Regions from separate parts of the Homo sapiens genome. Here regions 1 and 2 are each linked to region 3. Evidence: read pairs that join two places in POLR2A ChIA-PET (ENCODE). Cell type or tissue: A673. All regions are shown on one strand. Each heading gives the region's core, and the rest is flanking DNA. Links, peaks and the distances in the headings are about the cores only.

What was found. ChIA-PET counts read pairs that join two places held together with the same protein. Peaks named below come from ENCODE experiments on the same cell type or tissue, not always from the same donor. Only the 100,000 strongest peaks of a DNase experiment are listed, where the experiment ranks them.
Region 1: POLR2A ChIA-PET joins it to region 3 with 5 read pairs; 4 of 35 experiments call an interaction of 5 or more read pairs at or near these places.
Region 2: POLR2A ChIA-PET joins it to region 3 with 6 read pairs; 1 of 35 experiments calls an interaction of 5 or more read pairs at or near these places.

Annotation. Positions count from the first base shown.
Region 1 is chr18:2,328,274-2,335,123 of GRCh38, reverse strand. No RefSeq gene overlaps it. Among named protein-coding and RNA genes, the nearest start is that of METTL4, 240 kb to the left of the region's middle. In A673, for the core only: no CTCF peak of the experiment used is centred there; no DNase peak of the experiment used is centred there; H3K27me3 peaks cover 1,652 bases.
Region 2 is chr18:777,436-784,285 of GRCh38, reverse strand. All of the region lies in intron 1 of YES1 (YES proto-oncogene 1, Src family tyrosine kinase), which reads left to right. Among named protein-coding and RNA genes, the nearest start is that of YES1, 31 kb to the left of the region's middle. In A673, for the core only: no CTCF peak of the experiment used is centred there; no DNase peak of the experiment used is centred there.
Region 3 is chr18:2,526,265-2,533,114 of GRCh38, reverse strand. No RefSeq gene overlaps it. Among named protein-coding and RNA genes, the nearest start is that of METTL4, 42 kb to the left of the region's middle. In A673, for the core only: no CTCF peak of the experiment used is centred there; a DNase peak (open chromatin) is centred at 3,714.

The sequences.
Region 1 (6,850 bases), core at 2,916-5,415, 200 kb after region 3:
AGTCTTTGCAGTGGGGATGGTTTGAGTGGGAACTGGCAATGTGGCAGTTAGCAGGTGAGTACTCCGAGAGACCAGATAGAAGCAGAAAAAAATAAGAAGGGTTAAGCACACTTTTCACATATATCTTTAAAAATAATGGTCTATTCTTATACATGCTCATTTTAGAACATTTAGAAAATACCAAAAAGCACAAAGAAAAAAAGGAAAACAAATCCTGCAATCCTGTTATTCAGAGATAACAACCATTACCAGTTTAGTATGTAGGACCTCCAGACTGTTTTTTAAAAAATATGTTTAAACAATATGTATAAAGAAAAATGAAATCTTACTGTCTTATAATCAGTCTTCTCTACCTACAATACCATAATTATATTTTATATAATTAAATACAACATATGCTTTCAGTCACATATTGAAAAAAAGATTTCTGAGGATCATTCGAACCAAATACCACGTATAAAGACTTCATTTGTAAAGTGTCTTAAATTGTTTAATTCCTATCAAGCTCCCACCTTGCACTGTGCGAGGGATATAAGAGATTTTACAGTGATGATTTTTTTGTAATGCAGTACTAACAGATACATTTTTGAGGATAATTGTTTGGATTTTTGCAGGGAACTTGTGGTTTTTAAACCTACAGCACTGGTTCTCAGAAATACTTGTAATTTAAAAGTAACAAATCTTCTTCCCAGAAATATTCCCTATATGTTTTTCCTTCATAAGGTGAGGAGAAGTAGGGATTTTAGAACTTCTGGACAATGCATTTTATAAGACAGTGTAATAAAGTTAGCTAGATTGTGATGGGGTGGTGTCTTCTTCGCCTCAAGGAGAAATATATTTTGAGCATAGATAATTTTTAAATAGCTAAGGCCATGGGCAAACCATTTAATAACATTCTCTATAGAAAAAGAGAATTCTGTTTATAGAAATGAATCTCAAGATATTCTGGGCCATTAGGTCGGTCCATGAAGAGTAGAGAAGGGTGGGGATTCTAGAGAATTGGGATACTTTATTTACCCCTGAGGTTCAAATTTGGTGTTGTGGCCATTATTGAGAGTATCCAAAATAAAAAGAATGGGTACACATTTACATGGATAAACACAGAGGTTCTTTTATTTTATTTATTTATTTTGAGACAGGGTCTTTCTCTGTCACGCAGGCCGGAGTGCAGTGGTGCAATCATGGCTCACTGCAGCCTCAACCTCCTGGGCTCAAGAGATCCTCCTATCTAGCCTCCTGAATAGCTGGGACTACATATGCATATGTAAATATATATATATATTTGCCTGGGTAATTTTTCAAAGTTTTTGTAGAGGTGGGGTCTCACTATGTTTCCCCGGCTGATTGTGGTCTCCCGGGCTCAAGTGACCTTCCTGCCCCAGCCTCCCAAATTGCTGGGATGACAGACATGAGCCACTGTGCCCCTCAGAGGTTCTTTAATCTCCTAATCCACTCCAGGAAAGGAGAGCTGAAGGTAGGGAGAAGGATTCTCTTGCTTCTGCAGTGAGCCTTATTGATCAATTCCTATTTGCATAATGAGCACTGCCAACTTTGAGACTGCCCACAGCCTTGTTTTTTGTAGAATGCTTATCTCTTTACTTGTTCCAATTTCAGAATGCAGCTCAAACTCATTGCACTCTAAACTCCATGCAGAACTGTGAAGTGGATAAATATGTATTCAGTGCCCAGAGCAGTGTTTGCAACATTTTGTACATATTAAGTACATCTCTTCCCTCCAAGAATTCTAAACAAATTGAGACATAAAGTGAAGTGTAAGAAAATTTTAGTATTACCAGAGGCTAAATTGTAGGTCATAGTGAAGGGTGAGAAGCAGATAGGCCTGCTAATCTCATTCCTGAAAGAAAAATAGGCAGAGTGGAGCAAAGCATGGCTGTTTATTCTTCCCAAGTTAATTAATTAGCTAAGTCCCTCCACCTCCCAGGGATGGAGTGAGCAAAGGAAATTAGAGGGAATTTAGGAATGTGCTTTGGGAAAATCCCTCCTCATGAGAACCAGGAGTGAGGGAGAACAAATTCTTCTCTATTAGCAGATTCTCAATAGAGAGTTTGAGTGTCAATGAATGACTGAATGCATGCATTAATGACTTGTGGATGCATGAATACCATTTCTTTCCAGACTCAAGTTTTCCTGGGTAATAGTCAGCTAACCACCCATCATGGGGCTGATGGTTCTTGGGGTCACCTTGGAATTGTTGTACCTGGTATGTTCAAGTGACCTTGTTACTAAATCTCACCTGTAAATAGCTCCCTTGAAGCTTGGAATCTGGCTCTGTATCTTAGTCTCCAGACCGGGGAACTTGACCTGGGCACCTGGATCATGCTGGCCTCTTCCTAGGGGACTGTTGTCCAGTTCCTAGGCTCTGTGAATTTTCTTTAGGTTGCCATATTCCAGCTCTGATGATCCACTTGATTTTTAAAGACTTAGTCGTTTTGAAACGTTGGTATTGTTCCTTTATTCATTTTACCCTGTAACAGTTTTTCACTTTTGTTAGTTTTTTTTTTTCTTTTTGAGTTGATATTTCCTAACACTCTTTGAACTATAATATATGGACTTAGACTCTTTTCTCACTCTTCCATACTAGGTGGGTGACAGCCAACTTCTATGGTGGCTCTTGTTCACTTAGTTTAACTCTTTTAACTGCACTTCCCACCACAAACACTTTGGGGTTGAAACAACTATGACAGTTGTTTGTAAATTAGGTTGCAAGTCCCTAGTAAAATAAGGATCATATTTTAGTCCTTGTAAACTCAGGCAGTTAATTAATACTTACTGTTATATGTAAAAAGGAATGTCTGAGGAATACTGCTATTAGCTTCCCAGTAATCATAACCCCTGAAAAGTCCCCAAATAGCATACGGCTGAAAAGTCTCTGAGTGTAGGCCATGGTGAACACAGCCAAGAAGAGCCAAAGCTAAGACAATTGAAGTAACCGATAAATCACTGACAAATAGGAAGATGCAGACCCACTAATTTGCAAAGTAATGTCTCACTGCTGCCAAAAGAAAGTCTGCTGAACACTAAGCAGGTGAGAAAGCGGAGGAGCCAGAGTGTAAGTTAATCTCCTAAAGTTATGAGACTGGCAAGTCTCGGGGGCTGGATTCAAACTGGGGTGGTGGGAGTCCAAAGCTGACATTCTTGAAAAGCCATGTTGTCTCGCTAGGGAAATTTGATTTTCCTGGATTTAGTCTTCTTCTCCCAGGGCAGTGCCAGATAAATATTGCCAAGGTCTCATTTCTTCCACTTCCCATTTCTAGGTTCCAAGCTCACCATTGCGATTTTGTTTTTAGAGTCTTCCTCCACGTAAATTACAACAGTATGGGTTGTTTCTGTTTATTTACTTTTAAACATGTTCTAATCCATTCGCTATGCTATTTCATCCAGTCTGTTTGGATTGCGTGTTAGGTATTTGCAAATCCTCTGGTTATCCAATTATCCAATATCTGGATTACTCTCAGAGGAGCTGTCTTGAAGTGCATTCCTCTAATTGTGTGTGTGTTTACCAGCTTTGCTGCAATCAAATTTCTGTCACTTTTAAGTCCTTGGGAATGCTTCTAATTATTGTTTTAATTTACCATTGACAATTAATAGATAAAATATGGATGGACAATAGTTGGACTATTGATGGACTATTAAACCATTTAACTTTCGAAGAATGAGTCAGTCCTTAAGAATTCCTAATTATTAGCTGAATCCCAACCTCACAATTATCTTTCTAATTTCATTACTAATTTTTATGAACTGGGACTGGTAAAAAAAAAATCTTGCTTGTCTCAGTTTACTTTTTTAAAAAAAATCTGCACCTAGAGATTGTCTAAGAATAGCATGGAAGGGAATTTTGTATTTATGGTTTGTAATATGATCAATTTGCATCATTAATAATGTGAATCATGGCTGTTAAATGAGCTTAAAATTTCCACCAGTGTATATTATGTCCTCCTGCAAATGAAGAGGTAACATTTGACTTAAATACTAATGGTAGGATATACTTCAGATCCTCTAAGCAATTCCTTGAGATATTTGGGGGGAAGGTGCTTTATATATTCTCCAACAAAGAATTTGAGACAGCCACTTGTGAATTACTATGTGCTGACAACTTTATCTGACGGTACCAAAAGATGTGGCATGGATTATGAATGAGCTTGTGGAGACAACTCAATTTTATGGACTGTCAATCACTTTAAAGACAGGTGAGGTCATATAATAAATACCCTTGCTCCTCCAAAAATCCTTCGTGGATGCTCAGACCTTTTGAAAGCTTTGACTGGATTTTCCTGCCTTGGCAGTAAACTCAAATGATCAGTAAAGTCAGTTGTCACTTGGTAGAGTGGCAGGGCTGGCTGCTGCACTCACACCAACCAGAGGAACAGAAGGGGATGAGATTTTCTAACCCGCTTTACAGATGTGAAACCTGGATTACCCTTGGTGTTCCATTCAGTCTTTGGAGATGTTTCCATTCATAAATTATAAATTTTGTGTATTCTGTGCATGTCACGAGAGAATAGCAGATGATAATTCCAAGACTGCTATTAGAGGAAGGCAATCCTTTGGGAGAAAGGGAGGTGGGATGAGAGACAAAGAGAGGGAATTAGAAATGCATTTAGATGTGAGAAGCTGAAGTAATGCTATGATGACAATTATAGTTTGGAAGTGTCAGCAGCTGGGATCTGCTGCCACTTGCCAACTGTAGACTCTTTAGGGTCCCCATAACAAATGCATGGTTCCTTTGGAGCAAAGGGTGATTTTACAAAGCAATAGCAGAAATGTCTAAGGAGCTTGAGACTGTGGAATAGCTATTTAGCCATAAACAAACCCTATAGAGAGAGATGTGTGAGGGAGCAAGATGAAACAAGAATAATACGTAGGGGAGCCGGCTGAAGTTTAAGAATTGCATAAGTCTTGTTTAAAACTTCATTTAGCCATGGTCGTAAGAAATTATTCTTTAACACTTTCTTGCATTGCCTACTTTTGAATGAAACAATCTGCCTTTTGTATTTGGAAAATTCATTTTAAAGTAATGGCCCAGAAATTGATTTCAAAATCAGATTTCAAGAAATAAAATCAGAGTAAAAATAATGTTTTTCCAAGTTCAATATATATATGTATACATTTCATATCACATGATCTACCACATTTTTTCAGGTGATTTAATGCCAACACAACCATTCCCTGCCTGATGCTCTCATTTGGTTGTCTAGCAGCCAGCCACAGGAGCTGGTAAGCAAGCAAACAAAAGGCAGAAAGGCAGCAAGAGGGAAGGCAAAAACATTCTAAGGAAGTGTATTGTATCTTCTGTCCTCCAGCAAATTGCATTAAGCAAGTACATTCTCTCTCACCAAATGAAGTGGTAAAGAAAAAACACTATGGTTCTGTTTAATGTTCTGTTTTTCATTATCTGTCCCTTTCTGAACAGGCCTGAGTACTGTGGTGTGCATTAAGAGTTGAGCTTTTGTTTCTTTTTTTTTTTTTCATAAAACCATTTGTTAAGTAAAAACTGGGCATAAATAACTAATTCACTATCAGTATATTCTGACTAAGTTAAGTGGGACTGATTATGTCATATTAAGCAATACAACTAAGTTCTATACTTTGATTAGGTTCTAAGGGTGTACATTTCTCTCTCTGTCTGTCTCTCTCTCTTTTTTTGAGATAGAGTCTCACTCTGTTGCCCAGGCTGAGAGGCACCATCAGGGCTCACTGCAACCTTAACCTGCTGGGCTCAGGCAATCCTCCCACCTCAGCCTCCTGAGTAGCTGCAACTACAGGCACGCACCACCACACCCAGCTAACTTTTCTATTTGTTGTAGACAGGGTTTCACCATGTTGCCCAGGCTGGTCTCGAACTTCTGGGCTAAAGCCATCCACCTGCCTTGGCTCCCTAAAGTGCTGAAGTTATAAACTTGAGCCACTGCGCCCGGCCTGTGGTCTATATTTTTCTCTTGGACCTAAGTTTGCTTGTAGAACTCTGGTTATTACTGCAACAATAAGATTACATATCCAATGTTGGGGGAAATGCCCTTAAAGCCACCAAAAAACCTCTGCATTTTTGGCCAAGAGTCAGTGTTTCTTTTAAAGGGTAGAAGTCCTGAAGCTCAATTTGAATTAGTTGAAATTAACAAATTTGTATATTTTCATTGATTACTTTTAATATCAGGGAAATGATAAATCATGTGATTTACTTCAGCATTACTGAAAGCCAGAGAGGAGGGGTTCTGGGTTCAGGTCTAATTTGACTTTCCCACACACACTGTGGAAACTGACAAAGACATCGGTGGGGACTCAAATCAAGGTGTCTGAGGCTTACAAGGGTCAGCCTCAGAGCAGACCAAATGAGACCCCCAAATGTATGTGGATTTGTTCCATTAGTAATTCGAAGAGATTGAGGCAAATGCTGCAGGGGTTAACAGTGATCTTGCAGAAGACAAGTGCTCTTCAAGGTGTGGCAGAACTCAGTGGAAGGCTTGTGGAATGGATTCCTGGTGAGGCAGGCAGTTGGCAAAAGGTATCTTTTCTTGCAGAAGCAGAATCTTCAGCTTTTTCGCTGAGGTTCTGGGGCAGAATTGTACCATTCAGGAGGAATGCTAGCTATTTTCAAGGTCCCAGTTGCAGAGGTAGGAGCCAGAGGGCTAACAGATAGAGAAGAAAGCCACTCTGAAGAGTCCCATTTTTGTTTTTGTTTGGAGAAGTCTCATTCTCAGCACATGCAGGTGGATCACACACTTAGTTCCACGGATGGGCCCTTGTTGGCCTAAATCAGTTAGCCTTTGTTATTCCCCTGGTCACAATGTTTGGTTTATGAATGAAAATAGCAAACAAACAATGAGACATTTTT
Region 2 (6,850 bases), core at 2,140-4,639, 1.7 Mb after region 3:
TTAGTGCATCCAATGTACACACTTAGATACATCTTTATTATTTATATTTTAATATGGTGAGCATATAGAAAACTTGTAATGAAAACAATAATTATTCATCTTAATTCTTCTTAAATATGAGAATAAATTAGACATTTTATTTAGTAACTGTCCCATGGACATTTAAAATTACAAGAAAAGTTTGGCCATATGTATGACAACATGTGTGTTAAAATGAATATTTTTTTGCCAGTATGAAATTTGGGGAAATTCCGTCGTATTATGCCTGTTTTGCTTAATGTAAGGAAATGGATTTTTCTAATTATCCTCAAAACAAAAAAGCTTTTAGTGTTTATTGCATGTTACAAATATTAATAACATGAAAAATTAATGAGCTAGGTGCGGTGGTTCACACCTGTAATCCCAGCACTTTGGGAGGCTGAGCCAGGTGGATCACCTGATGTCAGGCGTTCAAGACTAGCCTGGCCAACATGGTGAAACCCGTTTCTACTAAAAATACAAAAATTAGCTGGGCATGGTGGCAGCGCCTGTAATCCCAGCTACTTGGGTGGCTGAAGCAGGAGAATTGCTTGAACCTGGGATGCAAGGTTGCATTGAGCTGAGATTGCACCATTGCACTCCAGCCTGGGCAACAGGAGTGAAACTCTGTTTCAAAAAAAAAAAAAAAAGAGAAAAATTGATACATGTAGAAGCTTAGAAAAATCTGTTGGGGGTAGGGAATGGGAAGCAGATACGCTATGAGCTTACAGACTTCTCACTTTTTTCTCCTGGTTTTTCCAATTCAACTCAATTGAGCTTTCAGATTCAATTTTGTTATAACATTGCATTCATATTAATTCCTTTAGAGCTATAGGTTATGTGATTATTTTTTCCGTGTGTGTGTGTGTGTGTGTGTTTCCCCTACATAACCAAGAAGAGTTTTCTGTTCAGTTTGGAACAAGATTTTGAGAAGACATTTAGGATGTACTAGTTTGAGTTTTTAAATGTATATTTGAGATATTTTCTCAACTTTCTCTTTGGGTCTGTAGCTAAAATATGCAGTATAATGTTTTATTTATTTATTTTTTAAGAGATGGGGTCTAGCTATTTTGCCCAGGCAGACTCAAATTCCTGGGCTCAAGTGATCCTCTGCCTTGGCCTCCTGAGTAGCTGGGACTTACAGACATGTGCCACCAAACCTAGTGGCTATATAATTTTTAAAAATATTCTTAGGATATCTTTACATACTTTTCTTAAAAAAAAAAAAGTTAACCTTTGTAGTCTGTTTGCAGCATTAGCTATTGAGATCAGAAATTCAGAAAGTTAGCCGAGCGTGATGGCTCACGCCTGTAATCGCAGCACTTCGGGAGGCCAAGACAGGTGGATCACTTCAGGTTAGGAGTGGCTAATATGGCGAAACCCTGTCTCTACTAAAAATACAAAAATTAGCCGGGCATGGTGGTGCACACCAGTAATCCCAGGTGCTTGGGAGCCTGAGGCACAAGAATCACTTGAACCCAGGAGGTGGAGGTTGCAGTGAGCCGAGATTGTGCCGCTGCACTCCAACCTGGGTGACAGAACGAGACTCTATGTAAAATTCAGAAAGTTAAAATTAGAAAGAAAAAATAATCCTTTTTACATGTTTTATATTGATGTCACACATTTCCCATTCATATAAGATTTAAAATCATAGATGTGTAACTTTAAACTTGTGACTAATTAATAATATATTTTTATTACAGCTAATTCACTTAAGTAAAACAATTCTCTTGAAATGTTAATAGCCTTTACTGAGTAGATGGAGTAGTGAGCCCTAAGTATTTTGATTGCCCAGACTGTCTCATTTTCTAGGACCTTTCCTATCATCTCATGGTTCAGGTGGGATCTGCCATGTTCCATCAGTGACCCTGCCTCTTGGCTGGAGAGGGCTGACCCAGAGGGAGGCGGCTGATCCAAGCTGGGCCAGGGTCCTTTAGGAATTAGGAATTGATATTTTATGGTTCCTCAGCCTAGCTCTAAAATGAAAATACTAACTCTGGGACTATTGCCAGCCATGTTTTACCTTATGAAGAGCCGAAAAGGCCATTGTGCCACAGGAGAGAAGAATGAAGCACATGAGCATAGTAGCAAAGATGAAAGATGAAGAGAGACTAAGATAAAACACATGGAGGTGGTGAAGGAGAGATGGGAGTGGGGTGGAGAGAGGGACCAGGTAGTTGGGGAGAGGAGAGAAAATGGGGAAGCAAGGGAAGTGATGGAAAGACCAGGAGAAACAGAGAAGAAATGAACCAAATTTCCAGAACATGGGTTGCTGGTTCTAGTTTCTCTTATGACCCTGAATTCCATGAGGCACTCCGATAATGTTTATAAAAAATCCCCTTTTTGCTTAAGCTACCTCTAGTCAGATTCTGTCCTTGAAGCCATAAGTCTTAACCAAGGCAAACACTGCTGTCATTCGGGTATGTGCTATGATTGCTTTGCATATGATATCAGTTAATTCTTACAACCTTGCAAGATAGGTATTATTCCTCCAAAAAAAAAAGGAAATTCAGTCTTAGGAAAGATAAAGTAATTTGATCAAGGATCACAGTAGCTAATAAGTGACAGAACCAGAATTGAAATGTGTGTCTGACTCCAAAGTCAGTTTGTATTCATGATCTGTAAAAATATTCATTGGGCATCAGCTATGAGCCAACACTAGGCTAAGCTACAAGAGAGAAATTTTTCTTGTCTCAAAGTTTGTAGCTCAGAGAAGGATAGAAATAAACAGGCAGTGACAATTCAGTGTCATAAATGGTGTGGGGGCAGGAATAAAATGTACTGTGTGAGCACATGGGAGATCAAGGAAGATTCCTTGAACGTTTAAGCTAAGACCTGAAGGTTGAGTAGTCACAAGCCAAGCGTAAGGAAAGAGGGAGGTTGTGCCAAGCGTTTATGAAAACAGTATGGTACATTTGAGGATCTAAAAGAAATCAAGAGCCAAGAGAGGTAAATTAAGCAAATCATACAAGGCCCTCTTATTTTTTTTTTTTTTTTTGAGACAGAGTTTCACTCTCGTCCCCCAGGCTGCAGTGCAATGGCGCGATCTCGGCTCACTGCAACCTCCATCTCCCAGGTTCAAGCAATTCTTCTGCCTCAGCCTCCTGAGTAGCTGGGATTATAGGTGCCTGCCACCACTCCCAGTTAATTTTTTGTATTTTTAGTAGAAACGGGGTTTCACCATGTTGGCCAGGCTGGTTTCAAACTCCTGACCTCAGGTGATCCACCCACCTCGGGCCCCAAAGTGCTGGGATTGAAGGCGTGAGCCACCGCCCCTGGCCAAGGTCTTCTATTTTATGTTAAGGAGTTTGGACTTTATATTGGGAGAAAGAGGGGGCTGGACCATCAAAGGCTCATAATTAGACTTTCTTTTCTAGAGAACACAAACATTTTTCACATTATAGCCAGGAAGGATTGGAGAATTAACACTGTAGAAGGATGGAAGTCAGTTAAAGAGGCTTTTGCAATAATCCAGACCGTAAATAATTAGTAGTCAAGGGAAGTTTCAAGGGAAGTATAGGCAACCCTATAGAACAAGTAAGTAGTTGGGGGAGAAATGGAAGAATTCTAGAGATTACAGGGCAGTATGGTCAGGTCCTGGTGACCAATTGGCCATATAGGGCACAGGAAGGTATCTTAGTCCATTTTCAGAATACTTGAAACTGGCTAATTTATAAAGAAAAGGAATTTATTTCTTACAGATCTGGAGGCAGAGAAGTCCAAGGTCATGGGGTGGCATATGAGAAGGGCTTTCTTGCTGGTAGGACTCTTGTCTACAGAATCCTTAGGTGGTGGAGGATATCACATGGTGAGGGGGCTGAGTGTGCTATTGTGCTAAGCTAAGATCTCTCTTCCTCTTATAAAGCCACCAGTTGTACTCCCATGATGACCCATGAATCCATTTATCCTTTAGTAATCCATACATGGATTAATTTATTAATAAGGGTGGAGTCCTCATGATCCAATCACCTCTTAAAGGCCTCCCTTTCAATACTGCCACACTGGAGATTAAGTTTGTGTTTTTGTTTTTGTTTTGGAGACAAAGTCTCATTCTGTCGCCCAAGCTGGAGTGCAGAGGGCAGTGGCATGATCTTGGCTAACTGTGACCCCCACCTCCCTGGTTCAAGTGATTCTCCTGCCTTATCCTCCCAAGTAGCAGGTGCGTGCCACAGCGCCTGGCTAATTTTTGTATTTTTAGTAGAGACAAGCTTTCACCATGTTGGCCAGGCTGGTTTCGAACTCCTGACCTCAGGTAATCTACCCTCCTCAGCCTCCCAAAGTGCTGGGATTACAGGCGTGAGCCACTGCACCCAGCCTCTTTAGTCTCTCTTAAAGAGATTTAAGAAAAAAAAAAAAAAAGGACTACATACATTGTTATAGAAACAAGTGGATGATGTTTTTAAAGTTTAAAACCCCAATTAAAGAAGAGTACGTGCAGTGCCTGAGGAGCATTTAATTGACATAAGGGCTTGAAAGTGGTATCTAATTGTTTACTGTAATTTGCTGGTCAAAAATCTTGACAAAAGACTGGAAGTAAGGTGTGAAAATCTGAGAGAATAAAGATTCTTGAGATAGGTATATGGTCAGCTTATTTTTTGAGTTGACTGGATTTGTAGAGGGAATGATACATAATAGTACTTGATAGGTGCCTTTCTGCCAACAAACTGCCTTTAATAATTGCCTAAGGTGGCTGAAAGTAATTAACTGTTACCTGGGATCTGCATAATTCAGATCTGTTCTGTGTTGAATTTAATACATTTTTTAAAAATCTTGAGGCTTTAATTTGTAAGTTATTTTTGTTACTATAATCTATAACAAAAAAAATTATTCTATACATTTCTTTCTTTCTTTTTTTTTTTTTTTTGAGACAGGGTCTCACTCTGTCTCCGAGGCTGGAGTGCAGTGGTGCGATCATAACTTACCGCAGCCTTGACCTCCCAGGCTCAAGCTGTCCTCCCACCTCAGCCTTCTGAGTAGCCAGGACTACAGGTGTGTACCACCATGCTTGGCTGATTTAAAAAATTTTTTGCCGGGACGGGGGTCTCCTTTTGTTGCCCAGGCTGGTCCTGAACTGCTGGACTCAAGTGATTCTCCCACCTCAGCCTCCCAAACTGCTGGGATCAGCCACTGCCCCCATCCATAAAATTCCTTACATATTCTTTACATCAGGCTCTTCTCATGGCTGATCCTATATCAGACTTCATTAAAGAAACTACGAGGTTCCAGGAATTTAGAAGGAGTTGGGTTACTTTAAGGTCAATTGTTTGTATATCTAAAAGGCAGAAAAAAGAAAAAGATGGTAAAAAATTGGTACCATTACCGACCCCTGCAAGATCAGTTGTCCATTGCTAACATTTCTTTTCTCCTTCGACTCTTGGAAAATGGAGTTCTTTGTTTGCTTTTACAAGACAAAGTGTATGCCCTTTAGTAGTCTGCTGCTTCCTTCTCTCTGCCTATGTTTTCTCTTTTATGGTCCTGCCTATCCTTTGTGCTTTATGCTTAAGGGAGGGGATTTATAAATGAAAGAGAAAAATCATAGACTACGGCCTGTAGAACACCGTGACCTATGGAAATTGTTCATGTTTTATGAAGTTAAGTCTCTAAATTTATTTTTCTAGGATTTCCTAAAGATTTAAAACTTGTATGTAAATTGGAGCCATCTGGGCAAAATGCCAGACTAGGGCTATTCCTTCCAAACTAGATAGAGCATGTAATGTCACAATTAGTTAACTTATTAGAGTTCATTTATAGGAATAATGTACATTTAATTTTTTAAGAGGTTCAGAAATGTGTTAAATCATTTGAAAATTTTTAGTCACTGTTACTAATAATAAGGCAACATTGTCATGCTGACAGGCAGGGTGCTGTTTCCAAAGTTAGTAGATTGTGCCATAGGTTGAGCAGTGGATTTGGCTGTAAATAATGTTATCATGTTTGTTACATTTTCTAAAGGGCTAATATTTAATAACTTACCAATGAACAAAGAATGCTATACACAAGGCTTCCCTGAAGATCGTATGGGTAGTAGAAAGAATGCAGTATAGAAGTCAGAAGACCTGGTTCCTAGTTTTGCCTACTTTTAGCCCCCTGTCCTTGAGCAAGGCATGTAATAACCTCTCTCCATTTCAGTTTCTTCAAATGTAAAATGTAGAGATTATGCCTACTTGTCCTGGTAACATATTGGGATTATTTTGGGATCAAATTAAATAATAATAACAAAGAGCTTTGAAGACATAAAGCACTGTCAAAGTGTAAAATTGTATTAAAGCAAAATACTTTAACAGTGTAACACTGTACAACATAATGTGTGTGTACAACATAATAATGTGTTAACTGTTAATGATTGAGCCAGATACATTATAAACTTATTTCAAATTTGTTATAGCTTTACTAAACATGCTGCTATAAAGTATGTTCTGATATAGGTAATTCTTTTTTTAATTTTTTTTTTTTTTTTTTTTAAGCCAGAGTCTCACTCTGTTGTCCAGGCTGGAGTGTAATGGCGTGATCTCAGCTCATTGCAACCTCCGCCTCCTGGGTTAGAGCAATGCTCCTGCCTCAGCCTCCCAAGTAGCTGGGATTACAGGCGCACACCACCATGCCTGGCTGATTTTTGTATTTTTAGTAGAAACAGGGTTTCAGCATGTTGGCCAGGCCGGTCTTGAACTTCTGACCTCAAGTGATCCGCCTGCCTCAGCCTCCCAAAGTGTTGGGATTACAGGCGTGAGCCAATGCACCCGGCCTGATATAAGTAATTCTGATAGATGACCACCTAACATAAAGTTGAAAATTTTTCATATGACTTATGGAGTTGATAAGTTAGGAAATAGTT
Region 3 (6,850 bases), core at 2,657-5,156:
CAAATCAGCAGGTCTTGAAACCTTATCATTTCTTTTCTCAATTTGTCTCCTCCTGTATTTTACTAAAAGCAGCAGGAAGAAACCAGGCAGCACACTCAACACTTTGCTTGGAGATCTCCTCAGCTAAATATTCAAATTCATTGTTTTTGAATTCTGTTTTCCACACAACTGCAGGTCGTAAGTTTGCTAAGTATTCTGCCTTTGCATGATAAGGATTTCTGTTTCTGTAGTTCCCAATGACATGTTCCTCACTTCTTCATGAGCCCTCGCCAGCAGCATTTTTAACATTCAGATTTCTACTAAGTCTTTTAGAGACATTTATTATGCTCCTTAAAATCCTTCCAGCCTCTGCCCCTCTGTCCAATTCAGAACCATATTTTACATATTTGTTATTACATCCCTGCATTTCCAGATACCAAAATATGTAACAGTTTTCTATTGTTGTGTAACAAATTACCACAAACATAGTCATTTTAAAACAACACTAGGGCCAGGCATGGTGGCTCACACCTGTAGTCCCAGCACTTTGGGAGGCTGAGGTGGGCGAACTGCTTGAGCTCAGGTGTTTGAGACCAGCCTAAGCAACAGGGTGAAACCCCTTCTTTACAAAAAATACAAAAAATTAGCTAGGTGTGGTGGTGTGCATTTGTGGTCACAGCTACTTGGGAGGCTGAGGTGGGAGGATCACTTGAGCCTGGGAAGAAGAGGTTGCAGTGAGCTGAGATCATGCCACTGCACTCCAGCCTGGGCAACAGAGGAAGACCTTGTATCAAAAAACAAAAACAAAAACAAAAACACTAGGTAAGACAGGCAGACTACTAGATTCTTTGCATAGAGTCTCCCAGGCCCAAAGCAAAGTCTGGTCAGGCTGGGCCATTTTCTGAAGGCTCTGGGGAAGAGTCTGCTTCCAAGCTCATTCAGGTTGTTGACAGAATCCAGTTCCATGTGGTTGTAGGACTGAGGTCCCTGCTTCTTTATTTTCTGTCAGCAGCGCTTTCTCTCAGCAACTGGAGGCTGTGCCCCCTCCATCTTCAGAGTCATTAAGAGTGTATCAAATTCTTCTTGTGCTTCCAATCTCTCTGACTTGCCTTCTGCTATCAGCCAGAGAAAATGCTCCATTTTTAAAGAGCTTTTGTGACTAGATTGGGCCCATCAGATAATCTCGTTTTTGCCATATATGGTAACATAATCATGAGAGTGATATTTCTTCATAGTCACAGGTTCTACCCAAATCAAAGGGGAGGGGATTAAGATGTGGGCCATTCTGAGAATTTTTCTACTTTAATTTTGTTGATGGACATTTGTGTTCTAGTCTGGGGCTATTATAAATAAAGTGTCTAAGAATAGTCATGTGTATGTTTTTGTGTGACTCTATACTTTCATTTCTCTTGGGTACATACCTCAGAGTGGAATGTCAAGTTATATGGTAGGTCTAAGTTTAAACAGTTTTTTTTTTTCTTTTGAGATGGAGTCTCGCTCTGTTGCCCAGGCTGGAGTGCAGTACAGCGGCACAATCTCAGCTCACTGCAACCTCTGCCTCCTGGGTTCAAGTGATTCTCCTGCCTCAGCCTCCCACGTGGCTGGGATTATAGGCACCTGCCACCATGCCTGGCTAATTTTTGTATTTTTAGTAGAGATGGCATTTCATGTTGGCCAGGTTGGTCTTGAACTCCTGACCTCAAGTTATCTGCCTGCCTCGGCCTCCCAAAATGTTGGAGTTACAGACATGAGTCACTGTGGCCAGCCTTAAATTTTTTTTTTTTTTTAATTTTTACCTTGCAGCTCCAGCTCGAAGGATGCACGTTTAACATTTAAAGAAATGGCTAGAGTTAGAGGTTGCAGTGAGCCAAGATCATGTCACTGCACTCCAGCCTGGGTGACAGAGTGAGACTCCATCTCCAAAAAAAAAAAAAAGGCCAGAGAGTTTTTCATAGTGGTTGTACTATTTTATATTCCCTGCAAGCAGTGAATGAGAACTCTCTTGTTCCTTCACAGTCTTGTCGACACTTACAATGGTCAGTCTTTTACATTTTAGCTACTAGAGGGAGTAATATCTCATTGTGGTTTTAATTTGCATTTCCCTAGTGAGAATGATTTTGAGCACCCTTTCATGTACTTATTTAACATCTGTGTATTTTTGGGGAAGAATCTGTTCAAATCTTTGCCTGTGTTTTATTCGGTTTTTATATTTTTGAATTGTAAGTACTCTTTATATGTACTTGATGAAATTCTCTAGTTAATCGGTTTTGCAAATATTTTCTCTTAGCCTCAGACTTGCCTTTTAATGTTCACAACAATGTCTTTTGTTTGCTTTAAAGTTTTATTTTGAAATAACGATAGATTCACAGGAAGTTGGAGAAATACTGTACATACAGAGAGGTCTTGCTTTATCTAGTTTCTCTTCATGGTAACATCTTGTATAACCATTGTACAATATCAAAGTTGGGAAATACACATTGGTATCACCCACAGAAGTTATTCCGATTTCACCAATTTTACATCCTCTTCATGGAGTCTTTCTTTCTTTCTTTTTTTTTTTTGAGACGGAGTCTCGCTCTGTCACCCGGGCTGGAATGCAGTGGCGCATCTCGGCTCACTGCAAGCGCCCCTACAGGGTTCACGCCGTTCTCCTGCCTTAGCCTCCTGAGTAGCTGGGACTTCAGGTGCCCGCCAGCACACCTGGCTAATTTTTTGTATTTTTTAGTAGAGACAGGATTTCACTGTGTTAGCCAGCATGGTCTCCATCTCCTGACGTCGTGATTCGCCTGCCTTGGCCTCTCACAGTGCTGGGATTACAGGCGTGAGCCACCATGTGCAACCCATAGGGTCTTTCACAGAATAAAGATTTTAATTTCAATGAAGTCCAATTCATGAATTTCTCCTTTTATTGATTATATTTTTGGTGTTAAGTCTAAGAACTCTTTGCCTATCCTTAGGTCATCAATATTTTCTCCTATTTTATAAACATTTCATGTTTTATATTTAAATCCATAATAATTTTGAATTATTTTTGTATGAGGTGTGAGGTTTAAGTCTAGGTTCTCTTGTTTTTGTTTGTTTTGAGATGGAGTTTCGCTCTTGTAGCCCAGGCGGGAGTGCAAAGGTGCGATCTCAGCTCACTGCAACATCCACCTCCCAGGTTCAAGCGATTCTTCTGCCTCAGCCTCCCAAGTAGCTGGAATTACAGGCATGCGCCACCACGCCCGGCTAATTTTTGTATCTTTAGTAGAGTTGGGGTTTCTCCATGTTGGCCAGGCTGGTCTCAAACTCCTGACCTCAGGTGATCTGCCCACCTCGGCCTCCCAAAGTGCTGAGATTAGAGGCATGAGCCACTGCGCCTAGTCATTCTTTTTTTTCTTTTTTTTTTTTGCTTATGATTGTGTGGATTTATTTCTGAGTTCTCTATTCTAATCCATTAATTTATATGTCTTTCAACACCAGAGTCTTGATTACTCCTGTTATATAGTAAGCCTTGAAATCAGATAGGATAAGTCCATAAACTTTCTTTTTCTTTTTCAAAGTCATTTTGGCTATTGTAGGTACTTTGAACTTCCTCATAAATTTTAGGATCAGATTGTCAGTGTCTATAAAAAAGCCTCCTGGGTTTTGATCGGAGATAAATGGAATCTGTAGCTCAATCTGCGGAAAATTGCCAGTGTGCCTTTGTGCGGGTAGCTGCTGTGAGATCATCCTTCCTGCCTCCTGCAGGGCCCTGCATTCTTGGGTGCTGTTAGGTATGCTGAAAACATGCTTGACGTAGCGCCCCTCACTCATTGCTTCATGTCCCACATCCTTGGACACCAGTAGGCAGGCTGCCAAGATGCTTCACATACTTTCTCTTCACCCCTCCACCTCTGCCTGCCACTAATTCTTCCACCCCAGGTAAGGAAGTTAGAAAGAGAAGATGCGAAAAGATGGGACGATGGAAAAGGAAGGGTATATGGGAGGGCAAGAAACAGATGGAAATTTCTGAAGCCAATTGAAGAAAATGCTTAAACAAAGAGGAGGTAATCAACTGTGTCAATGCTGCATATGTTTGGCGTAAGATGAATGCCCATCAGATTTGGCAAGAGAGACGTTATTGGTCACCTTGACACGAGTGATTTTACTGGAAGAGTGGGATAAAAGCCTAACTAGAGTGAATTAAAGAGACAATAGAGGGAAGGAAGATGAAGAGAATGAATATAAATCACTCTTTTAAGGAGGCTTATTATAAAGAATGGGCTGGAAAATGGGCCAATAACTGGAAACAGCTTCTTGAATAAGTCTTGCCATTTCATTGCAGATAAAGCAATGTAGTTCTTGGAAGAACTTATGGGAATAAGTGCCTTTTTCTCTAACTGGGTTTTGATCATCCAGGGATAGTATAATCTAATTGAGTAGAGTGCTATTCTTTAAAGAATCAGGCATACCTATTCAGAGAGAAAATAGTATAGTGGAATAACTGTGTTAAGAATCAGAACTGGATTGAAGTTGCCACAATTTATTATTGATCCTAGTAAAGCCTACTGACATCTCTGAGCCTCACCTGCTCACCTCATATGATAGTTTTGAGTATCAAAATCAGAGGCTGCACTGTCTCCTTCAAATGAACAGTCCTGGGGGGAGGGATGGGGGTGTCAAGGATTGAAAAATTACATATTGGGTACAGCATTCACTGTTTGGATAACGGGTCCATTAGAAGCTCAAACCTCACCATTACACAATACATGCATGTAACAAATCTACACATGTATCCCCTGAATCTTTTTAAAAAAACAACAGTATTTTGTTTTTTGCTCTACCCTTAGGCCTAGACCAGTGTTGGCACATAGTAGGTGTTTAAAAAATACTAGTTGAACACATAAATAAGTGGATAACTTTTTATTGTACATTATTTGTACATTAAAGTGAACAAAGCACTATTGCATATTAAATGGCTAATGGAAATTAATCTAAATCTCTTAATTTCAAGTCAAATACTCTTGCCGTTACTAAAAAATTGCATTGCTAAATTTACTTCACTAAGAAAAGGCAAAGTACCATTATTATTATTGTCTTAAAGATGGCAATGTAAAGGTTTCATGAAATAACCTGCGTATTTTATCAATGTATTCGCTGAGTATTTTTCGGTTGTGGAAATATTGATGCCCTTACTGGTTAAAAGAACTATTCTATAAATTATGCATTTTTCCTTATAATTCCTTGAGATAGACTGGATTGGAGGTTATTGTATAGACTTTATAGTTGAGAAAATTGGAATTTGGAGAAATGAAGTCATTGACTGTAGTTTATAGAGCTAACAAGTAATGAAGTTTCAACTCCAGGCTTTCAATGCCTAGGTTACATCACTTTTTTTTTTTTTTTTGAGACAGCATGTCCCTCTATCGCCCAGGCTGGAGTGCAGTGGTGTGATCTTGGCTTGCTGCAACCTCTGCCTCCCGGGTTCAAGCAATTCTCTCCTGCCTCAGCCTCCCAAGTAGCTGGGATTACCAGTGTCCACCACCACACCCAGCTAATTTTTGTGTTTTTAGTAGAGAGCGGGTTTCGCCGTGTTAGCCAGGGTGATCTCGAACTCCTGACCTCAGGTGATACGCCTGCCTCGGCCTCCCAAAGTGCTGGGATTATAGGCGTGAGCCACCACACCCGACCCATCACTTTCAACTACATCATGAAAGTTCTTTTGAAAGGAAGGGGCATTTAATGGTAGAAGTGACATTTCAGGTGAAAAGTGAAACACTTTGTTTATACATTTTAGGGGTGAAATTGCTTGGAAACATAACCCAACTGGGATTGTCTTAACCTAACATAAAAGTAACCTGTTTCAACACAGAAACATGAATATCATTTTGTCCTCTTAAGTACTATACAAGTGTTTTCCAACCTTTAGTTTTATAAATATTTTATGTTTATAAAGAAAGCTAGTTTAAAAATAAGAGATATACCCCCTACATTATTATTTATAAATCTCACAGCAACCTTGAAAAGTAGCTATTTTACAGATGGTGAAAGGGAGATCCAAAGATATTTAACACTTACCAATTAAAGTGAAAGTTCTGTGAGGAGAGGAAGAAAAGTTTTAAAAAATTAAAAATAATAGTACTTGTTCAAGGTCACACAGCTAGTAAGTGGCAGATCTAGGATTCAAAGCTAGGGAGAGAAGATTTTAAACCCTTTAATGGCCACTATCTACAGTCATTCTTATTCCGTACTATGTGATGCTGCTGTAAGTAATGACAGGATATGCTTTTAGCATAAAGTTTTGTACTTTCTGTTTATAAATATGAAAATGAATCAGCATATACTTATTTGTTTTCTGATGTCTAGACTGAGATGGTGTTTTAGTCCATTTGTGTTGCTATCACAAAAATATCTTAGAATAATTAATTTAAAAACAACAGAAATTATTTTCTTACAGTCTGGAGGCTGGGAAATCCAAGATCCAGATTTGATATCTGGAGAGGGCTTGTCACTCATGGACAGCAGCTTCTCATCTCATCCTTGCATGGTGGAAGGGACAAGGGAGTTCCCTTCAACCTCCTTTATAAGGGCAGTAATCCCATTCATGAGGGAGGAGCCCTCGTGACTCAATCACTTCTGGAAGGCCGTACCTTTTAATGCTAACACAATGTGGATTAGGTTTCAAGATACACATTTTGGAGGGACACATTCAGATCACAGCAGATGGTACATGCTGTTATGGCTCTTACTGCATAGCCATCTATGAAGTGCCAACCTGCAGAAATCACTAATTTATAATCTTGAGAACTTTCACATATTTCTTGAGACCAACTGAGAACAGGAAGTATTTTCTGTCTTGATGAAGGTGACAAGTGGATAAAATCATCCAGTTCCTTTGAAACTGCAGTAA